Linked DNA regions of Mus musculus: region 2 is linked to region 1. A link is a contact called in ENCODE Hi-C or POLR2A ChIA-PET data. All regions are on one chromosome and are shown on one strand. The core of a region is the stretch at or near the end of the contact, and the rest is flanking DNA. Distances in the headings are between cores, read along the strand shown. Region 1 overlaps Zmiz1os1 (a long non-coding RNA gene). Region 2 overlaps Zmiz1os1 (a long non-coding RNA gene).

The links. A loop is a pair of places that touch in the nucleus more often than their neighbours do. ChIA-PET counts read pairs that join two places held with the same protein, here RNA polymerase II (POLR2A).
Region 2: a loop to region 1 is called in a map of gastrocnemius, with 2.3 times the contacts of the local background. The contact joins two enhancer-like sites. A Hi-C loop is called at or near these places in 4 of 37 maps with a recorded cell type or tissue (ES-E14, gastrocnemius and heart). POLR2A ChIA-PET finds 5 or more read pairs at or near these places in 2 of 5 experiments (both embryonic stem cell).

What each region holds. Positions count from the first base shown.
Region 1 is chr14:25,303,097-25,306,418 of GRCm38, forward strand. All of the region lies in intron 2 of Zmiz1os1 (a long non-coding RNA gene), which reads right to left. It overlaps LOC115486423 (a long non-coding RNA gene), which reads right to left. Exons shown (of 2, transcript XR_001781198.1): 2 at 525-3,293. Among named protein-coding and RNA genes, the nearest start is that of Gm41113, 75 kb to the right of the region's middle. Within about 2 kb of position 1,573, at least 2 of the 3 ENCODE cell types and tissues checked have a DNase peak (open chromatin) inside an H3K27ac peak, as active enhancers do; they include gastrocnemius and heart, where a contact is called at or near this core.
Region 2 is chr14:25,352,313-25,355,634 of GRCm38, forward strand. The region is part of intron 1 of Zmiz1os1 (a long non-coding RNA gene); the gene reads right to left. Among named protein-coding and RNA genes, the nearest start is that of Gm41113, 25 kb to the right of the region's middle. Within about 2 kb of position 1,661, at least 2 of the 3 ENCODE cell types and tissues checked have a DNase peak (open chromatin) inside an H3K27ac peak, as active enhancers do; they include gastrocnemius and heart, where a contact is called at or near this core.

The DNA.
Region 1 (3,322 bases), core at 323-2,822:
ACACACTCATTCACACATACACACACATATAAAGTCACATACGTATACATACTCACACATATACATACCCACCCATATATACACACATAATCATTTACACATACTCACACTTACATATACACTCACAGAATGCATACACACACTCACATATACATACCCACACATACACATACACTCGCACATATAACACACTCACACATGTACACACACACTCACACATACACACCCACTTACATACATACACACATGCACACACACATGTGCACACACACACACACATACATACACACCAGAGGCTGACCTTAGCCAGTGAAGACCAAGGAAAGGAACCGTCAGGTAAACAAGGCTGAGAAAAGTGGAGAAGACAGGTAAAAGCCTTCAGGGACAAAGCACAAAGTGACACTATGGGGGAAGAGCAGGTAAAGAGGATGCTGGGTAGGGACATGTGAGGGCCAGGGGCCCAGAACCCACCCTGACTTAAACCATGACCCAAGTCAGCAATTGCTTTCAGCTGCCTCGGCATACACATCTGTAAAATGGTTTTATTCCTTTCTTCTATAAGTGTGCCTGGCTCTGGAAGCTTGAAGCTGTCTTCTGGGCATGCGGAAATCCTTCACACACAGGAGAGCTCAGGTGTCAGGACAAGAGGGAAGGGCAGCCGTGAGATCTTGACATACTGGCTGGCCCTCTCCAATTTTCGAAGGTCTGGCTCCTAAAAATAGAAGACTCCATAGGTCTAAAGTTCCCAACAGTACAACAGACAAAGAGGAAAGAGTCGAATCCCAGTCCACCTGAATTGAAGTCCTCGGCTTTGTCATTTACAGTTTTCCCTTGGGCATGCTTCCTCGGGGTCTTCTCCTGTCAATGTGGCTACATGAGAAAGTAGGAGGAACAGGTTAGACCAGAGAAGGGACTGGCTCTTAAGAAAGTAGAGAGCCTTGCACCTCCAGCATGTTCCTCCAAAGCAAATACAGACAGTCCTATGTGAGGGATCCACATGGCGCTTGATGACCCCTGCTGGAGTCCTGTGCAGACAGTCATGTGGCCCTTTGGAGAACAAAGCCCTAAGCATCGCACATAGCATGATTCCTCTGGGGTAGGAGCAGCCACTTCTGTTTGCAAACAGAACACTAGACAACAAACTACAAAAGGGACTTGAGGGAGTTTACTCCTGGGGCCCAGGATCCTGGGCAGGGGCAGTGTGGCTGGAAGCAGGCGTACCTTTTCAATTTGTAATCGCTTTTGAGTCATATTCAAAAACATTCCAAGATGAAATAAAGCGAAAGAAGGCTCAAGCTGCCCTGCAGTTGGGAGCCCTTTGGGGAACTGAAGTGAGCAAGCCAGCCCCTCTAATCCAGATGGACAGGCAGACAGACAGATAAACAGCTTAGAGGCCAAGGTCCCACAGGGCCTGAGGAATGGGCTGTCCCACCCCAGCCCAGCAGGCAGTGGCTGCCCTCTCACCCAGACCCCTGCTGGCAAGCACCGTCCACTCCCTGATCTTCCCGGAATGGACGCTTCCCCAGGCTCATTGCAAAACATCCTGGCTGGAGCTGCAGCCAGGAGTCCAGAAGCAAAGCTCCCTCTGCAGAGCGAGATGCCGCTTCCTGAGGACATTCCGGCCTGGTGTGAGGGCCTGTGGCAGGAGAGGGCAGGAAAGGCCAGGCAGTCATCGGCAGCCAAACTGGGGCCACAGCAGGGCCACGTGCTCACTGGGACGACATCTGGCTGGAGCCATAGCCCAGGTTTTAGAGGACTTGTAATCAGGCACCTCCTCAAGCCCTGCCACCGTCTCTGCTGCAACCCCCTCCACCAGACCCACTGCAGACTCGCTGGGCTTGTTAAGGGAGAAGGGAGCCTCCTTATAAAGAGATCCCTATTCGCAGGCTGCTCCACACACCACGATCCCTTTGCAGAGCTCCAGATTGATTCCAGCCTGGACCAGCTGTCACAAGGGGTCACCCAGGCCCTTCTCTTAACCCCACAGGATGGCAATTCCTTCACCTGGGTTAGAAAGAGATTTTTTTTTTTTTTAGCACAGAGCTCCCTTTTCAAATGTCATCCTCCTGAGAACCTGGCGAGGAATAAAAACACTGAGTGTGACACTGGTGAGAGGCAAGCAGAGAAGCCTGGATTCCAGCCCCTGGGCAGAGCCTAGGAAGCCTGGAGACTCGGAAACCCTTCTGAACATCAGGAAGCCACAGAGACCCTGGCTCTGGTTCTGTCCCTCTGTGCCCTCTCTCGGGCATCTCATGCCCAAAGCAGGTGTATTCTCTACCGCTCTCATCTTTGTCTGGCTAAATTCCAGATCCCAGTACTCACTGTCCACTGGACACCACCTAGATATCCGATAGGCTATAAGAACATCCAAAGCCATCACCTCACACCTCCCCTAATGCAAATGGCTCCTGTCATCAAATACCATTACATCAGCTCTTCTGCACCTTCTAGATTCTCTCCTGGTCAGGATTCACTACTGCCAACATTACCACAACCACAGCCTTCACCATCGCTGTCACCACCATCAACAGCAGCACCACAACCACCACTATCATCACCATAATCATCAGCATCACTGCCAACTTAAAAAAAAAAAGCCACTATCATCATTGTCACCACCAAGACCATAAACATCGCCACCAATATTACAAACATTACCACCATGACCCATCACCATTACCACCACCAAGACTACTACCATCACCATAATCATCATCAACACCGTCGATACCATCACCACAAACACACAAATATCACGGTCAACATCATCACTTTGTCATTGCCATTGCTGTCAACACCACCACCATCACCATCTTCACCAGCACACTCCCTCAACTACTGCCATTGCCTTTATCATCACCTCATCGGTACCATCAGGGTCAGCAAACATCACCATCATCCATTTTAACATTATCCTATCCCCTTCCAGTGTCTCTTACCATCTCTGTGTTCCCTTCCTGCTCAATCCCCTACCTCTTAAAGCACAGGCAGCTGTGATCATGACCATCACGGCTTATAACTTCACACTGCCCCCTCAGAGCAGAGTTCAAATGCCTTGAGATTTGACAGTTTACAAATCTAGCCTAGAGTTGCAAATCTCAGCCTCCAGGGAGAAAGCACCAACCTCCAGTATCCCGCGTACAGCTCCTGAGCCCATCTGTAATTCCTCCATCTGTCTAAACACATCCACAGATCCTGATGGTCCAGCAGCCACAGCAACTGCTGCAGTCGATAATGAGCCCCAAGACCCGGAACTACACATGTCTCCTTGATAGCAGTCTTGCCGTGCTGACCTGGCCCAGAACAGGAGAACAATGTGAGA
Region 2 (3,322 bases), core at 411-2,910, 49 kb after region 1:
CTTAGATCTCTGACCTTGGTGACCAGCTGGTGCTTGGAATCAAAAGAGGAGATCAGTGGCTAGGCTAGTCTTGGTTTCCTTGCTGAGACAGATAGATGCCTACAAGAAGCAATGTAGAAGGAGGGTGAACCACCAGTTCAGAGGTTTCCAGTCTGTGGTTGGCTGGCTTCCCTGCTATGGACCTGTAGAGAGGCAGAACAGTATAGTGGGACAGAGGAGGACATGCAACCCTAGAAACATGGCCAAAAGGCAGAGGAGAGGGTGACAGGACAAGATACGACCACCAAGGATGTGCTTCAGTGGCCTGCTTCTCCCACAAAGCGTCTACCTCCACAAGTTTCCACTTCCTCCCAGTGACGAGCCCTGAACCCACCAAAGAATCAATCCATTAAGTGGTTTAGAGCATTTCCCAAAGCCTACCAACCAGCTGGCAGCCAAGCTCCAATAACAGGAGCCTTGGAGAGGCAAAGCACACTTCATCCAAACCTTAAAAATGTATGTAGGGAATCGTTCTTCTAACCAGAAGCTCAGGACATAAGCAGGAAGGGGTTTCTGAGATAAGATGGTTCTGGGCAGTGGAGCAGGGGACAGGTGTGACCTAAAAGTATGGCGTTCAGGCTCCAGTGACAGAGACCAAGGTAGCCACAGGAATAAATGAAGCTTCTGATTTCTCATTCATTTGGGGGTAGGGGAGGCAGCAAGGCTAGGAAGCAGAGGGAACCCCATTTTGGATAGAAGACAAAGGATGAGGCATGGTCAGAGCCCAAAGCTTAACATGGTGGAAAGAGAAAACTCACTTCCTCTGATATCCATGCACGTGCATACACACTTATACACATAAAAATACATCAGATAATTACCCAGGAATGGGGGCTAAAGAGATAACAGGGTCAGAGGAGGGCACAGGAAAAGATTGCAATGTCATGTGGAAAACGGGAACTAAATGGGATAGGACAAAGGTTTGCCCACTCCCGGTTGACCCCAAAGCCATTTTGAATGGAGTGAAACAAGATTAGCCGAAGTGTCTTGGTACAATGTTCTTGAGGATATTTGGTTTAGGAAGCTTACGGTGCCACCTGTGAGCCGAGGGCAGGGTGGGGATGAAGGGGTGCTTTGAAAGGAAGCCTCAGCATGGTGAGACACCATAAAGGAAAGAAAGGAGGATTGTTTTGTAGGTCCTCCCTTGACCCAAACCTAGAGATTAAAAAAAAGGGGGGGGACACCAGAAATTGATAGCTTGAGTCTGAGAAAGTGGAGCTTCCCAGACCCTTCTCAGAAGCTGAAGCCAGTACAGCCTCAGCCTTACCTTCTTCCTTGACCCTTGGTCAATGACCTCAGCTTCAAAACCAGTAACTGACCACACACGAGAGCGGGAAGAGAGGCAAGACCTGAGACTAGTCACCTGTGAAAGTGAACCTGAGCCTTACCCGAACCCCTTCTTTCTTCCCCTTACCCATGGGCCTCAATCTCAGCCTCCTCCCCTCCCTCCCATGTGTCCTAAACAAGGCCTCAGTGCTCTGGGTGACTACGGCCAATTCAATCACATCTGTGGGCCTCTTGATGAAATGAGACACTTGGCTGCAATGACCGCCAGCAGCCTCCCCAGCCCTCGTGGCCCGGGGAAGCACAACCTTGGACGTGGATGGGCCGTCTAAGTTGCCACAGGAGCTCCAGCCTCTTTGGAGAGCGGCCCAGGGTTCTGTCACTTGGTAAACATGATGCAGGCCTGTTTGGGGCCTCATAACTGTGGTTTTCTGTTTTCCTCAGCAGTAGCTGCAAGGCCAGGGCTGCAGCTGAGCCAGGCCAGGAGGAAGGGAGCGGGGAGAAAGAAGAACAGCCTCTCCACACTAACCCCTCTGCTTAGCTCAGAAAGTTTACAAAGGGAGGAATCTCATGTGCCTGCTAGACTCTTCCTCTACCTTACCCCAGCTCATTCCTCTTGCAAAGGAAAAGACTTACTCGCAAGCTGTGCTGTCCAGCCTCCGTTTTGGGGAACAGACACTCAGTTCACAGTACTGTTGAACTTTGGAAAGAAGAAACCATGTCTAGAGCTGAGATGTGGGTGACTGGAGACCCTAACCCAAAGCAACAGCCGGCCCTATGGGGCCAGTCTTGTTATTTGGAAACAATTCAGTTTGCCTGGACCCTCCAGGACCTGGCACACAGGAGTCCTGTGTAATCCTGGTTTAATGAGCCAAGTGGAGATGAATCCAGGAAAAGACAAGATTGCTCTTGGAAAGAAACAATGGCAGTGGCTACGGAGGGTGTGACTGATAGGATTGGCACCCTTGGGTTCCCTCGCCCGTCTATGAAACATTCCCCAGCTGCTAGGGACAGGGCGGGCTGCATACCATGTGCTGCCTCTAACCCTGCTGAGAGGAGCTGTCTGATCTGGACATGGCTGGGAATGTGCCATGTCTCCAAGGTCGATCTCTACCTCATCCATGATGTCCATGCCAGGGTAACTCTAAACTACCAGAAATCTCTGATACAGTTCATACTTCCAAGCAGCCCTTGTGGAGGGGCAAAGGCTGTGCTTTCTGTCTCTGCTTAGCATCTCTGGCTCCTTTAGCCTGCTTTCTGGCTACCTTGCTGGATACCTTGAAGAACACCCTCCCTCCATAGCCCGCTTGTGCAGGAATATGTGTTTTAGCTTCTATTTCTAGTGAACCTGACCCAAGATGACAGAGAGCACTCTCCAGATAAGTCCAGCTCTAGACAGCCTCTGCTCTCTAAGCTAAGGGGGTACCAAGCTGCCTGCCCAGCAGCAGGGGAGAATGGAGGGCATAGACAGCTGGCATTTTGCAAGGCCAGAGCTCATCAGTGAAGCTCTGCACATCTGGGGAGTTGGGGGGAAGGGGTATTTGGACTACAGCATTAGCAGAAAGGTGCAGAGTACAGTACAACTGGAAGCCTCTGGGGCTACCAACGTTGCAAGATGCCAAGACTCTCCCCGGCTAGAGAACTGTGGACGAGTTTGTTCTTGTCAGCTGGCAGCACAGACAGGCAGGCATGGCAGAACCTGTGGACAGTGAAGACCAGGCTATCTCAAGGCAAAAAGGATCTAGGGTCCAGGGTAGATCAGGAGACCCCTGGACTTCTGCTAGCTGAGAACTTTACAAATATCATGAAGTCCTTACCTAGGTGGCACCATAAGTAACTAAAATATAAAATAATTTTTGAAAGTGTACAACAAAGACAAGAGCAATAGTAATAGAAATTTTAGGATTCGCAATACACCACGGGCTAATGTGGGGTGGAGGACCCTGCTAGCCCACTGCATGCCATTCCTTCATTTAATCCCACTGGATCTGTTATCTCC